2 separate regions of the Homo sapiens genome follow, and region 1 is linked to region 2. The links are chromatin contacts, found by Hi-C or POLR2A ChIA-PET in ENCODE. All regions are on one chromosome and are shown on one strand. Each heading gives the region's core, a stretch centred on a gene start or an enhancer-like site at or near the end of the contact. The rest is flanking DNA. Distances are from core to core; before and after follow the strand shown. Region 1 has its middle 290 kb from the start of ZMIZ1-AS1. Region 2 overlaps LOC107984245 (a long non-coding RNA gene).

Region 1 (7,412 bases), core at 242-2,741, 320 kb before region 2:
GCCAAGTTAAGCATGTTATCTGCTTTATCACATTTTTAATTTATTGTTAACTTTTTATCATGGAAAATGTATGCAAAAATGGAATAGCGAGGGCCTCCCTTATACTCACTACCCAGCTTCAATAACAATTGGCATTTTTTGTTGTTGTTGTTTTTAAATCAATTCCTCCTGCTTTTCTTCTTTTTCTCTTCCTTCCCCCTCTTTTTTCCTCCTTTTCTTCTTCACTTCATCATTCTCTGCTGGAATATCTAAAGCAAACACCCAACATTGTATCACTTCACCTGTAAATACGTCAGTATGTGTTGCTACTAGTTAAAATATTTTTAAACTGAAACCACACATCTATTATCATACCTTAAAAAGTAAGCAATAATTTTTAACATCATCTAATAACCAGTCTGCACATCATCTCATTTAATCCTTCAAATAACCCACTGGAATTCAAAATATGACTGCTCCCATCTTTCAAATGAAAATTGGAGTGAATGAGATATTTAAGTAACTTGTGCACAGTCCCCCAGCTCACATGACAGCCACACAATACCTGCCTCTGAGCCTTGTTCATTTCTTTATGCCTTTGACAAATATTTATTCTGCAGCTACTCAGCCCTAGCGTTGTTGGAGGTACTTGGGATGCAGCAATAAGTCTTACTGCCTTGGAGTTTATAGGCTACACCTTTGCTCCTCAAAGTGTGGTCCAGGGACCAGCAGTTTGGGCATCCCCTGGGAGCTAGCTAGACATGCAGAAATACAGCCTTGGCCCAGCCTGTTGAATTGGAATCTGTATTTTAATAAGATCCAAGAGATTTGTTGCTATGCACACAGAAGTTTGAGAAACACTGCTTAAGGCCACATTTCTCACCCCTGGCTGCCCATTAGAATCTCCTGGGATGCTTTTAAAAATACTATGCCCAGGGCCCACCCAGAAAAATGAAGCCAGAACCACTGATGATGTTTACAAATTTTCTGTACAGATAGGATTGAGAATTGCCCACCCAGTATGATTGTTTTAAGGATAAATGAGCTGAGATGAAATCTCTAGCATACTACCTAGCACACAGTAGATGCTAAATTAATGCTATATATTTTTTCCCTTTGCTTTTTCAACCCTGTTCCTGGGACCCCCCACAGAGCTGTGTTCTTGGGTGGTGTGTTGCCTTTCTCTGATCCGGAGACATTCTTTGGCCACATGAGCTTCCAACTGGAGTGTTACTCTTTGCTGGGAAACCCCAGAACTGTAAACATGGGGCCTTTCCGTGGGAAATCAGGCTGCAAGACAGACATGAGCTTCTCCCCTTCATGACCTGGTTTGCCGAGTCGGGCTGAGAGCTGCAAACAAAAATAAATAAATAAGTGAAGGCTCAGCCGTGTGTGCAAAGAGCTTTTCTTTCACTACAGCCGGATCCCAGGCCAGACGTTATCTCATCCAGCTTTCTCCCGCCAGGTGACGCGGCATGGGGCAGGTGCCACCAGCTGAGGCTTAAGGGGCAGAGGCTATGGTTTGAGTCGCCAGGCAGGCAGGAGAGGGCTCTGACCTTGGACCTTGGGACAGAACAGCCTGGGCCTGGCCTGACCACACTCTGTGGCCTCAGGGACAGGAATGTTTTCATGCTGGTGGTGGGATTGGCAGAATCCCATGGTGGTGGGGGTGGGCCCGTGTGAAGTCTCCACTCTCCTCCCCTTCTACCGATTGTCAGGATGCTCTCCATGGGGCTGTTTACAGGACTGTAAATGAGCCACAGCCCACGGGGAAGCTGGAGAGGAGTCAGAGGTCCTGCTATGAGAACCAGCAGGGGTCAGGTCTCCTGAGTAGCAAGCACTTCAGGCAGATTCTCCATTCAGCCATTCGTTCGGTGGGAGGCACCACTCCCTATCCTTTGAAAACTGGGAGAATGAGGTCTGCAAATTAGGAGGGGCTTACCAGGGTCACACAGGCTGCTCTAGAGATACCAAGGCCTGAGTTTTCTCTAAGATATGAGAGTCAGGGCCCAAACACTGCCTGGGAAAGGTCCATGCATGCCGAGTGATATCCTTGTCCCCACACGTTGGCTACTCTCAGGATGTGGCGAAATGGAGCCAGCAGGCAAAGAAAGGGGAGGGGACTTAGGCAATACTAGGCTCTGGTCCAACCTTTGGGCTTTCTGGGACTTGGGACTTTGGGCAAGTCACTTTACCTCCCAATGTCTCCGATTTTCTTTCTTTTTTCTTTTTTTCTTTCTTTTTTTTTTTTTTTTAGATGGAGTCTCACTCTGTCGCCCAGGCTGGAGTGCAGTGACACGATCTCGGCTCACTGCAAGCTCCACCGCCCGGGTTCACACCATTCTCCTGCCTCAGCCTCCCGAGTAGCTGGGACTACAGGCGCCCGCCACCACACCTGGCTAATTTGTTTTTTTGGTATTTTTAGTAGAGACAGGTTTCACCGTGTTAGCCAGGATGGTTTCGATCTCCTGACCTTGTGATCCACCCGCCTCAGCCTCCCAAAGTGCTGGGATTACAGACGTGAGTCACCGAGCCCGGCCCGATGTTCTTATGTTTTATGTGGTGCACTGCCTCCAAGCTCACGGTGGGGCTTCGAGGAGTGTGAATAAGAAGGCAGATTGGGAAGAGCTGCCTGGATGACAGGTGCTCCCTGCAAGGGATGGTGAGTAGCCTGCACACTGCACATGCGCCATTGCCACTCCTCACCACCGCACCCACAGCAGACATCACTAACTGATCCCAGCCGTTCCTCTTACTGAGTGAGGACGTCAGACCATCTCATTCCACACTGCCCCAGGCAGCCACGTCCAGTATAGCAGTGCTTGTGTGTGTGTGTGTGTGTGTGTGTGTGTGTTTTTTTGAGACAGAGTCTAGCTCTTGTTGCCTAGGCTGGAGTGCAATGGCATGATCTCGGCTCACTGCAACCTCCGCCTCCTGGGTTCAAGCAATTCTCCTGCCCCAGCCTCCAGAGTAGCTGGGATTACAGGTGTGTGCCACCACACCCAGCTAATTGTTTTGTATTTCTAGTAGAGATGGGGTTTCACCATGTTGGCCAGGCTGGTATCAAACTCCTGACCTCAGGTGATCCACCCGCTTCGGCCTCCCAAGGTGCTGGGATTATAGGCATGAGCCACCGCACCTGGCCAGCAGAGCTTGTGTTTAAGATGAAGACTCTTCCATCCCTACATTGCCTGTTGAGAAGCTGTTGCTCTGGAGGGAGGCATCTCCAGGAAGAGCTGGAGCTTGGGTGAAAATGGAACGGGAAATCAGGAGGAGAGTGAGGGAGGAGACCCAGGCAGGGTAAAGGGATTTTAGTACGAAGTGGACCATGGGCAGTGTCTACAGCACCTAAAAGCCCCTGGCAGTGGGCAGGGTGTGCCGATAATTGATCAGAAAGAGCAGGGACCCAGAGAGGAGCCCCAGTTGGCAGAGCTACTGCCTTGCATCAGGGACTTGCCTCTGATCTTGGATCACGTGCACAAAGGTTCTGCGGGGTCTGTCATGACCATCGTCACTTCTCATGTAAGGGAGCTGAGGCTGAGGAAGGTCACAGTTAAGAGCATGCAGAGCTAGCGCTGGCAGCCACGTTTGCCAGACCCTTAAACCTGCCTCCTCCATTCTGCCTCTCGGGCCTCGGGCCTCTCTCCTGAACAGGGCTGGGGTGACCTGGTCCAGCCCCAGCATTCAGGTGCAGGAAGGCCAGATACCTGCCACATGCAGCGAGTGAGGCCATTCAGGGAGGGCATGGGCGAGAGGCTGAGGGAGAGGGAGGTGTCCTTGCTGGCACTCCTGGGATGGAAAACAGCAGCGTTCAGATGGGCACTCCAGAGCCACTTGACTTGCCAATAGGTTTGGTTTGACCAGAAAAGATCTAAAACTGGGAGGTATGTGACATTCTGCATTTCCAACTTCTCTTGAGAATCAGGTGCACTGCTGTCACTAGGCCTGCATGGTCCTGGGGACAGTGGCAGGAGCTGAGTAGGAGCTGCCTGACCGTATCCTTGCATTTCTGCTTTTCAATCCCTAGAGCGTATGAGTTTGGAATCCTGGGAGAGAGGGCAGGGCAGGGGTGGGAGTCCCCTTCTCCCTTCCCTCTCGTAATGTAACCTCAGGTAACTCCCTGCCCCTCTGGGCCTCAGTTTGCCCATCTCTGACTGAAGCATATGGCCCTAGGAAGCCATGAGTGTCAGGCTGCTGTCCACAAAGCATCCACAAGGGCATCACCCAGGAGCTTGTTGGAAGCGCCGGATCGCAGGCCCCTGAACTATGCTTGTTACATTTATAGAACCCGCAACCCTTGATTTTCTTGCATGAACGACAATGAGGGTATCTTGTACCTCACCAAGTCAGCACTGAGGCCAGAGTCCAGTATACAAGCTTACCCTGGTTGTTCTGTCAAGAAGAATGAGCAGGAGAGGCCAGGCAAGGCCACTGTCAGGGATGGAAGGGAAGCTTCCCACGTAAGCGACTGTGCAGGCCTGAAATGGCCACTTGGGGCCAGGGAAACCCGGCCAGCCTATATGGAGCTCCCAGGCTGGGGCAGAAGGCCAGGCACACAACACACAGAAACACTCAGGACCATGTCCTAGGAATGGGGAGAATGGGGGATGGAGGCTGCAGGAGGGCAGAGACAAGGGGTCAGGTTGGGCCTGGAGGCCGGATGCCCTCTCTGGATGCAAAGTATTCCTCTCCGCTGCTCTGCCGGGGCAATCCCAAGGCTCATAGGCATCATCTCCAGGCCCCATCACAGGCAGCAGGGGGCCACAATTAAATTTAAATGCTCATCCATTTTCCCCATAAGCACCAGCATTTTCCATCCCTTTTATGGATTTCTGAGGAATGATAAAATGCAGCTGTTTTGGCTCCTGAGCCAATGAAATAATAAAAGGTGGCTTGAGTCTCCTCCAGGGAAATCAGCTGCTTACTTATTTATTTTGACTCCAAAACTTCTATTCAGGTCTCATAATGTACAAATGGCTTCCAAACCTGCCCCTCTATTGCCCTGGCCCTCACCTCGACTCATTTCTTTGTGACTTCTTTGCAGACAATCAGAAGCCTTCTAGAGATGTGACCTTGGCCAGTTTTTGTGCTTCCCTTTCCTCTTCTGAAAAAACATGGGTATTTTAACCCCAATGCCACACAGGCAGGCCCCATGGCACGGGAGAATGAGATACTGTAGGTCATAGCCCAGCACCATGCCTGGCACATAGCAGGCACCCAGTAATGCCGCTTGCCTGCCTTTGGATTTCCTGGGGGTTAAAAATTCATATAAAGCAAACTGCCTGGCTGCTGTTCTTGTTGTGCCTCAGACGTTGCTGTTTTATTTGCCAGGAAAACAGGCCTGGCCTTCACAGGCACAGGATTTCTCAGGCCCATAGGTTCATTTAGGCCTCACCATAACCTTGAGACATTAAGAGATTCCACCACGGCCAGGCGCAGTGGCTCACGCCTGTAATCTGAGCACTTTGGGAGGCTGAGCTGGGTGGATCACTTGAGGTCAGGAGTTCAAGATCAGCCTGGCCAATATGGTGAAACGTCATCTCTATTAAAAATAAAAATAAAAAAATCAGCCAGGTGTGGGTGCGCATGCCTGTAATCCCAGCTACTCGGGAGGCTAAGGCAGGAGAATCACTTGAACCCAGGAAGTGGAGGTTGCAGTGAGTTGAAATTACACCACTGCACTCCCGCCTGGGTGACCAAGCAAGACTCTGTCTCAAAACAAACAAACAAACAAACAAACAAACAAACAGAGATTCCACAACAGAATGGTGATGCCCAGAGAGCCAGAGGGTCTCACTTCAGGTTACGCTGTAAGTGTGGGTTAGCTCCAGGATTTGAAACCAGGACAGGGACCCTGGGCCAGGATTTTGCCACCATACTGTTAGTCCTCTGGAGGAAGCTTCGCTTCAGAAGGCCTGGAAGTACTTGTTCACCCTTTGCTTCCCGACCCAGTTTTCTTCATCTCACCAGGAGATGCCTAAACCCACAGAAGTATTCAGGACAGCACAGAGGCAGCCTGGAGTGCATACACCATCCTCCCATATTTCCCCAACAGCCTTGCTCCTCACCCCAGCTCCCTCACATGCCCACATACACAGGAGTGATGCGATGCCTGCCCCTGCAGGTGCTTCAGACTACATGGAGAGCACGTGGGATGGCCGAGCACCAGGGGTAGGAGGCGACCTCTAACCCAGACAGTTCTTGTGGCTCTGGTACTTGTCATCATTAGCTGTTTAGGCCAAAAACCTGTTTCTGAGTTTCTATTCTGTATCTAGCACTAGAATTGCATGGGGTGGACTGAATTATGTCCCCCCAAAAGATATGCCTAAGTCCTAACACCCAGTACCTGTAAATGTGAAATACTCCCTTATTTGGAAATAGGGACTTTGCCGAGGTAATTAAGTTAAGAATCTTGAGATGAGATCATCCTAGATGGAGGGTGGGCCCTAAACCCAATGCCTGGTGTCCTTATAAGGAGAGAGAGCTTCGAGACACAGAAAGGCATGGGAAAGCCACGAGAAGATGGAGGGAGAGATTGGAGTGATGTGTCTACGGCCGAGGGACGCCAAGGATCGCCACCGTCAGAAGCGGGAGAGGGAGTAAGAATTCTCCCTGGAGCCTCTGGAGGGACTGGAGTCCTGTGCTTAGATTTTAAAATCTTGATTGTGGACTTCTGGATTCTAGAACTATGATAGAATACATTTCTGTTGTTTTAAGCTACTAAGTTTGTGATTGTTACAACGGTCCTAGAAAATTCATACACTGCATACAGAATAAAACATTTGAAGAGACTATCCAAGTGCTTGAGATGTTTACAGTGTGGCCTATTTTCTCAGCCTTCTCCTTCCCACCTGCCACCTACCTTTGACTTCAGATGTTTTCAGAGATTTTCCAGAGCTGAGTTTTGCACCATCTCTTCCAGTATACAGGGAGAGAGAAGTTGGGGGGCTGATGCCTCCAGCCCAAGGGGTGCTGGTTGCAGAGGCACAAAGCCTTCCCCTGGACTGAGATATCCAGGGGGACTTTCTGGCAGAGCCAGGTGGGTTTGGCTCCATTAAGTCAGCAAGGGGAAGCCCTGGATGAGTCTTGAGCAGGGGAGCAATGAGGCGCTCTGGGCAGTGTGCTGTAGCCGTAGGTGTAGGTGGGACTGGGAGTGGGGTGCCAGGGCAGAGCAGTACATTATGCGGAGGTGAGGAAGGCCCAGCTGGGCATGGTGGACGTGGGAAGCAGGACGAGGGGGAGACTCAGTTGGAAGATGTGGCACAAAATGCTTTGTGACCAAAGCACAAAGGGTGGAGGGGAGAGCACAGGAGAGTGGGCATGGCTCCTGCACGGAGCCCAGGAGAACCCCCATGACGCTGGAGGGTATCTTTTTTTGTGGTGGGGCTGAAGGAAAGAAGGAAAGGCTTAGCCTGCCAGGACCCTTCCCTGGC
Region 2 (7,321 bases), core at 751-3,250:
TTTCATTCTCTTTCACCAAGGAAAGTCTATACACATACACATGTATATACACACATGTATGTATATATGTTTATATATGTGTGCATGCATACATACATACATATGCATGTGTATAAAATGGGATTTGAATTATAGACTTAGACCTGTCTTTTCATCAAAATAAATAAACAAACATGAATTTACCCATCAGAAAACTTCAGTTGTCAGGACCTGTGTCTGATATTTAGCTGGGGAAATTTCCCCTGTCACTGGGGTGGTGGATGTTGTCTCAGAGCTGAACACTGGGCTGGTGGGGTCATCGGAGGATGATGAGGATGAATCAAGGCTGTTCTCCCACTTTCTCCAGGGCTGTGCCTGGGACCATATGTGTATGTGTGGCTGAGAGGAGGCATGGGTCCCAAGACATGGGTCATCAGAGACTGAAGCTCTCCAGGGCAGCCTGAGAGATCTGGCAGGGCTCTGGGGGCGCCTCAGTTTTGTGAATCACCGCCATGTGGTGCCTTTGGAGTCAGCCAGCTCTGCCTCCTAACCCCATCCCCTCACTCACCAGATGTGTACCTGGGTCTCAATTTCCCCCATCTGTCATTGAGGACAGTCATACCGACCTCAGGGAGGGATCAGGTGAGATAAATGTGATGATGACCAAAATGCAAGACAATTACTGATCATGAGCAGATGAAGTCTAGAAAGGGGGAAATTGGTCCACAGAACACAGTGGGTCAATGAGGGACTTAGAACGAAAACTCGAGTCTTGGGTTCCCAGGCCAGACCTCCTTTCACTGCACCAGGGATTTCAAAGTGGGATCCACAGATGTACTGTCAGGGGCCCTTGAGTGATATGAGAGTCTTTTTTTATTCTGATATTTTCATTTTAAAAATTGAAAAATATCAGTGAGACCCTATTGGGGTTGTGTGTGGATGATCATATTATCACCAACTAATGCTTCAGGAATGCAGAGTTCACATTTGCATTTGGGTTTACTATCATGTTTTTGCAAAATGAAGGCCAAATGACTTCATGGACTGCTGTACAAACAAAGGTTTAGCAATTGTTCAAACAGAGATAAGTGGAGGGAGGATTGAGTCATCAAACAGAACAGGGGACACAGACATGCCACAAATAAGCTGCTCTGCATTGAAGCTGGTAGAATTGTAGTCACTGTTTTGCAAGCAGGTGCCTGAGTGAATGCCACCTTGGTTTGCAACAACTTGCAAGACAACACTAGCAGCTGGAAATGGTAAATGGTATATAGTCTTACTAAATGGTACATATTTCTATATATTTTAAATTATTATATTTTGAAGTGCTCTATTAAGTTGATCGCTTCATCAAAATTCTAGGTCTGTGTTTAGAAGTGTGTTCATTGTAATACATGAAAAATATAATAATATTGATAATAACTCTAATGATGGTCTAGCATGTCCAAACATCAAAATGATCTAGTTGATAACAAGCGGAACTTAAATGGGAATGTATCCTTCTATTATTAAACCCAACGTTGGTTGTTTTACTTTCAGCAAAACATCATCTGTCACATTAAATTAATGCCATTAATTTGAATTTTAATGGTTTTGTAGCTTTATTTGCATTTAATTTGTAATTGTGTTTTGGTTTTACAGCTGTGTAAGAGCTAAAAGCATAAGAGATTTATACTTACTTTTATGTTTGTATATATTTAAGTAACAATATGATCAAAATAATTCTTATCAACACTGGGGGTCTGCAATGATAGCTTTCCCTTTAGAAGGCATGTTTTAGTCAACTTTAGGAATCACTGAGACTGCGCCACAGCACACTGCTCAATGCACAAGAGGGATTGCATTTGAACAGTACTAGGTGGGATTGGATCCAGCCCAGTATGTTGTGGGAAGGGCATGTGGGGAAAAAATTCCCCTGGGAATTTAGGTCCAGGCTTTTCAAAGTGCTGGGTTACTTAGTCACCATCTCAGATGACTCAGGGACCCCAATCAGCTACCAATATCTTTTGGCTCTCTTTCTGCTGTTCCTTTACCAAACAATTTCGTGTAATTCGGTGATAAGCCACTGAGAGTTCAGACAGAGATTCTTAACCTGAATCCTATAACAAACTTCGCTGGAGGAGAAACCCACAGCCTTCACCAGAGTGTCACCCGCATGCTTCCAGCATCCTCAGAGGATGGGGCCAGCCCCAAAATGCTGTGGGGGCAAGGGCTGGTGTGTCCCTGGACCTGACTCTGCAGCAGGCACTTTTTTCCTTGCCTTCCACTCCCACGTAAAAGCCGGCAGAGGAAAGAGACTGGAAAAGGCTGGGTCACTTCCCTGAGATGCACAGCTGGGTAAGTAACTGAGCAGGAACTTGAACTTGGGTCCACAGGACTCCAGAGCCTGGGCTCTCTCTGGCCTAGTAGCTGTACGTGAAGGGAGAGGAAAACAGAGCCCATGCCCCTTGTGCTCAGGGAGTTTCCAATCTCTTACATCTAGGACTTGTTCTCCTAAGGGACTGGATAGGAGTGGGACTCCTTCCACTGAAACCCCAAAGCCCAGGACAATGGGTGTCAAATGCCCCTACCATCCAAGGGGTATAGCTACCAGGTTCCTTCCTCCTGGATTTGTTAAGAGGCTTCTACACTGCCTGCTCCTCACCTCCTCAGTCCACATCCACCCTGCTTAAGCAGAAGAAAGAGAATTGATGTGAATGTGGAGGAAACTTTACGTAAAATACTGTGACTCGGCTGCTCCGTGCACTCCTGTAAGCTACTAGCAGGGGCTCCAGAGAACCTCTTGCAGAGATTGGGGTGCCTGTACAGAGAGAAGACTCATGCTTCCTTCCCCAGTTGGAGGCCCATTGCACTGCAGAAACTCCAAGCCCACCATGAGGCACAGAAATTTCCAGAAGAGTTTATCACATGTCCCCTGGGTTGTGGGGGAAGGGGGTGGGGACTTAGAGTAGGAACTGAACCTGTCCCACCTTAGAACTCAGGACAGGAGGCTGGCCGGAGTGGGGTGAGGCCAAGGGCAGCTGCAGCAGCCTGCAGGCCCGCCTTTGCCCTGGAAAGAGAATGTGAGCTTCTCCAGGGCTGAAAAGAGGCCATAGAAGGCGAGCAGTTTCTGGCACTGTGATGGGGACCCACCCCGGGGGTCACAGAGGAGGGTCCACAGAACACCCAGCACTGGGGTACCTGCCTTGACAGAGACTTTGAAAGCCTCTCCTTGAACTGAGGTGGCAGCAGTGGCCATCCAAAAAGAGAGGGTCTGCTTTTCTCCAGCTCCTCACTTTGCCTGGCCCCGGGGAAAGCAGGACGAAGGTGGATGCATTCATTTCCTAGAGCTGCCGAACAAACCCTACAGACTCAGAGGCTTAAGACAATTGAATTTGTTGGCTCACAGTTCTAGAGACCAGAAGTCCTAAGTCAGGGTGTGGGCAGGGCCGCGCTTCCCCTAACGGGCCCAGGGGATGATCTTTCTGGCCCATTCAATCTCCCGGCTCAGAGATGCGTGCTCCAGTCCCACAGCTGGCTGCTCCCCACTCATCTCCAAGTTGTCTCCCTCTCTGCTTGTCGGTCTCCCTGTCCAAATTCCCCACCATCCACCCCCCCATTTTTTTGTTGTTTTTTTGTTTTTTGTTTTTGAGATGAAGTCTCACTCTGTAGCCCAGGCTGGAGTGCAGTGGCATGATCTTCACTCACTGCAACCTGCTCCTCCCAGGTTCAAGCGATTCTCCTGCCTCAGCCTCCTGAGTAGCTGGGGTTATAGGCACGTTCCACCACACCTGGCTAATTTTTGTACTGTTAGTAGAGATGGGGTTTCACCATGTTGGCCAGGCTGGTCTTGAACTCCTGACCTCGTGATCCACCTGTCTCAGCCTCCCAAAGTGCTGGGATTATAGGTGTGAGCCACCTCGCCCTGCCCAAATTTTCCCTTTTTATAAGGAAACATCATATTGGATTAGAGCCTCATTTTAATTGGATCACTTCTGTAAAGACTATTTCCAAATAAGGTCATACTCTGAGTCCCTGGGGGTTAGGACTTTAGCATCTGTTTTTGGGGAGGACATAAAGGAAGAGTAAGAAAGAACTGACCACAACCCATCCCTGGGCCACCGCAGGCCTCTGCCCACCAAGCTGCCGGGAGAGAGAAACTTTGAACTGGATGTCCGTGGAGGCTGTGCGTGGGCCGGATAGGACCTGTTTAATATCTGAGAGGAAAATACTTTCTATCCCTGCATGTGACAGGGAGGCTCTGGTACATGCCTGCAATGCCATCAGGAGGGTGGGGAAGATCTAGCCAGGCATGTTTGAAAGCATCCAAGGGAGAGAAATAAAGCCATTTCCTGTTCGTGCCCCGTCGAGTTCAGCCCATTCAATATATGGTTATGTATACAAGAGGCAGCTAGGGACTGAGGCAGCGTAGCATAACATCAAGTGAACTAAATCAACTCTGGGGGGAGAGAAAGTACCAAGACAGTCAGGGAGAGAAGACTCAGCGAGGGCCCCTGCAAGAGAGGCGTCTGGGTGGGCCTCCAAGGATGGGTAGATTCTGCCGAGTGGGCAGAGGGAGAAGGTGAGAGTGGACAGGTGGTGTGTGAGCAGAGCTGCAGAAGCCTGCCCCAGTGCCCAGCTGGAGACAGCCTGGATTCTATCCCGCGAAGGTCTACCACCCTCTTAAAGAACTTTTATGTCCCCCATCCTGGGCGGCGGATGCAGATTTTATGTGTGTCTGCAGGAGGCTAAAACTGTCTTCAAACACGAAATTATAATGATCAGATGTCTGTCTGAGGGATGGGAGCATTTCCTCTAGCTGAAAGAACACAGGCAGACAGTGCCAGAAGTGGAGTATAAATAACCCACTACCACTCCGCTCCTTCCCATTGCCGAGGCTCCTGGCCCCAAGTCTCTTTCTCCCACTTGGCAAGATCCCAGGTTGGTTTTAATGAACAGTTTTGCTTTCCTGGCTACACGCATCTAGGTTTTCCAGGATCTGGAAGATATACCATTCCTTTTCTTCTCTTCTGGCTTTTGAACAAAGCAGAGGCTCTCTGGGCTCTTACGATGGTGAAGAGAATAGAAAGGTGCCACTCTCCTGTCAGAAAGGAGAGGTCAGAAGGAAACTGCCCACTACAAAGAAGAGGCCCAGAGCCTGATGTTTTGCAAAGAGGTTCTTTCTCTGCCAGGCTTCCATCCTCATTTCTGAAGTCAGTGGGCCACGGGAAGTCAGTGATGAGGTGTCTGTAAATAGGGGACCCTTTGCAGAGACCATGCATTCTGCTGTGATAACACCCTAACCTATAAGAACAAATCTAGCCTCGTTTTCCAACCTGATGCACCTGTTCTCCCTCTTAAGTACACAGCCAAATTGCACACCATGTGCTGTTCACACCCACTACCCTCAAATGCCTCCAATGCCGGCACTGGCTTTTCTGCAAGATCCTTCTCCCCCCAGGTCCCTACCTCCAAAGCCTCATCCTTTCTTAAAGCCCAGGACACACACGCCCTTGCCATAAGCTGCCTCCCTGGACCCCCACAGACCCAGCATTATTTGTCTGTTCATCCTTCCCAGGGATTATTTTCTAATGAGCATCAGAGCCTTGCTTCCCAGAAGGGTGTTGAGGAAGCCAAGTGATGCTCGCCATACTTCAGAGAAAGGGCCAGTTACGACCAAATTAAGTTAGAGGATCCTGGATTCTACAGCCTTCTGGGAGAGTAAACAAGATACAGCATATTTACAGCTAAAGATTCCTACAATAATGAAACATGCTCGACCTCCTTTGACTCAGCATTTCCCAGGCTCTCTGACCACAGAATCCTTTGTTCCCATAACATCTATTAATCGTCCCCAGGCGTGGTGGGTGGTGTCTCAGGGACCCACTTTTGAAAAGCTCCATGAGGCTCTGGTGTGCAGCACATCCACCCTCCCCTGGCCGGTCCTTGGGGTGCAGGTAGGGGTGGATCCAGGTCTTACATCTGGTCTGATTGGCCTTTTCCTTGGCACCATGACCTGTATGTTGCTGATGACAGCAGTGACTGGGGTCACTCTCACTCACTCATGCAGAACAGACTTGGGGAGATGGCAGATTGTGTGCTGACATACAAAGAAGACACGAGCTCACCCTCTGTGATTTAAACACACTCCCCATTAACCCACTGCGTGTCTCTTCCCTTCTCCAAAATGGGAGGGATGCAGTGAACTTCTCCAGGGGGAAGACAGACTTTAGTAGCCACACAAAGCCTCCCAGACAATGAGGTATATTGGGAATCTTGTGGGCTTTGGGGGCAGACAGAGGAGGTCCTACTTTCTTATTTCAGTGGGTGATATGGACAAACTACTTCTCCCCTAAGCCTGGCACAAGAGGAAGCCAAAACACTGTGGTTCCGAATCCTGTCTCATGGCAGAATTCCTTTTGGTGACCCACAGCGCATACATTTGGGTCTTCCATATTCCCCCTAGAGTCTTGCTTAAATTAGTAACAGATTTGGCAGGAGCAAGGCTGATTGGAGGGCTCCATGGCAGGGGTCTTGGTGGCTTTCTAGGGAGCTCCTTCTGTTTGTGGAGCCTGCTGGAATGGATAGATCAGAGCTGTGGTGGGAGGATGTCTGAGCCTTCACTAGGAGGGCTGGCCTGGCAGGCTGCCCTGCTGGGGGTGTCCCACAACCCTGGGATGGAGACCTGGAGGACACCTTGGCTCTGTTCCTTGATCTCTGGGCCTGGCATGGCTCTTCCCCTGAAGCCTCTGCCTCTGTCTTTGTACACACAGAATTTTAGCTAGGTCCTCCCTTTCTCACCAAGGCCCATATTCCTATAGGTAGGTCCTCCCTTTCTCACCAAGGCCCATATTCCTAAAGAGCCCGGAGGTCTGTCTAACTACCTGGGGGAAGGGATGGAGCTGCAGGAAGCAGAGAAACTAGACATGTCTTTCCAGAAAGCCATCCCTACTGGGACTGCTGGTCTCTGATAAAGGATGTGGAGGATACACAGTGAGTAACAGCAAGTGTCCCAGCTCCCATGTCTGGGTTTCCCTGAGGATGATCAGTGCAAGGGAATTGGAAGAAGGGATATAAATGGAGTTGTCAGTGTGTCCCCGAGAGACGAGCCCTGCACACCCTCTCCAGGAAGGCCCCATGACTCCCAAATAGATTGGTGAAATCAATAAGGGAAAGGCCCATACCCCTACAGCCCGGAAAGAGCTAGAGAGGAGACAAAGTTCTGGAAAAGGAGATGCAGGATATTTCTAGGCAGAAGGGGCAGCTCAGGCGGCTTCGCAGCATTTCATGCCCCAGTGGGTAGCTAAGGCAGCAGAAGGACTGTGTGGGTGGCCAAGCCTGGTGTGGAGGGGCAGAGAATGCT

What was found. Hi-C counts contacts between places; a loop is a spot of excess contacts on that map. ChIA-PET counts read pairs that join two places held with the same protein, here RNA polymerase II (POLR2A).
Region 1: a loop to region 2 is called in a map of Caco-2, with 17 times the contacts of the local background. The contact joins two enhancer-like sites. A Hi-C loop is called at or near these places in 1 of 168 maps with a recorded cell type or tissue (Caco-2). POLR2A ChIA-PET finds 5 or more read pairs at or near these places in 1 of 52 experiments (AG04449).

What each region holds. Positions count from the first base shown.
Region 1 is chr10:78,769,415-78,776,826 of GRCh38, reverse strand. No RefSeq gene overlaps it. Among named protein-coding and RNA genes, the nearest start is that of ZMIZ1-AS1, 290 kb to the left of the region's middle. Within about 2 kb of position 1,491, at least 15 of the 41 ENCODE cell types and tissues checked have a DNase peak (open chromatin) inside an H3K27ac peak, as active enhancers do.
Region 2 is chr10:78,452,915-78,460,235 of GRCh38, reverse strand. It overlaps LOC107984245 (a long non-coding RNA gene), which reads left to right. Exons shown (of 3, transcript XR_001747513.2): 1 at 1-2,316. Among named protein-coding and RNA genes, the nearest start is that of LINC00595, 190 kb to the right of the region's middle. Within about 2 kb of position 2,000, at least 2 of the 41 ENCODE cell types and tissues checked have a DNase peak (open chromatin) inside an H3K27ac peak, as active enhancers do.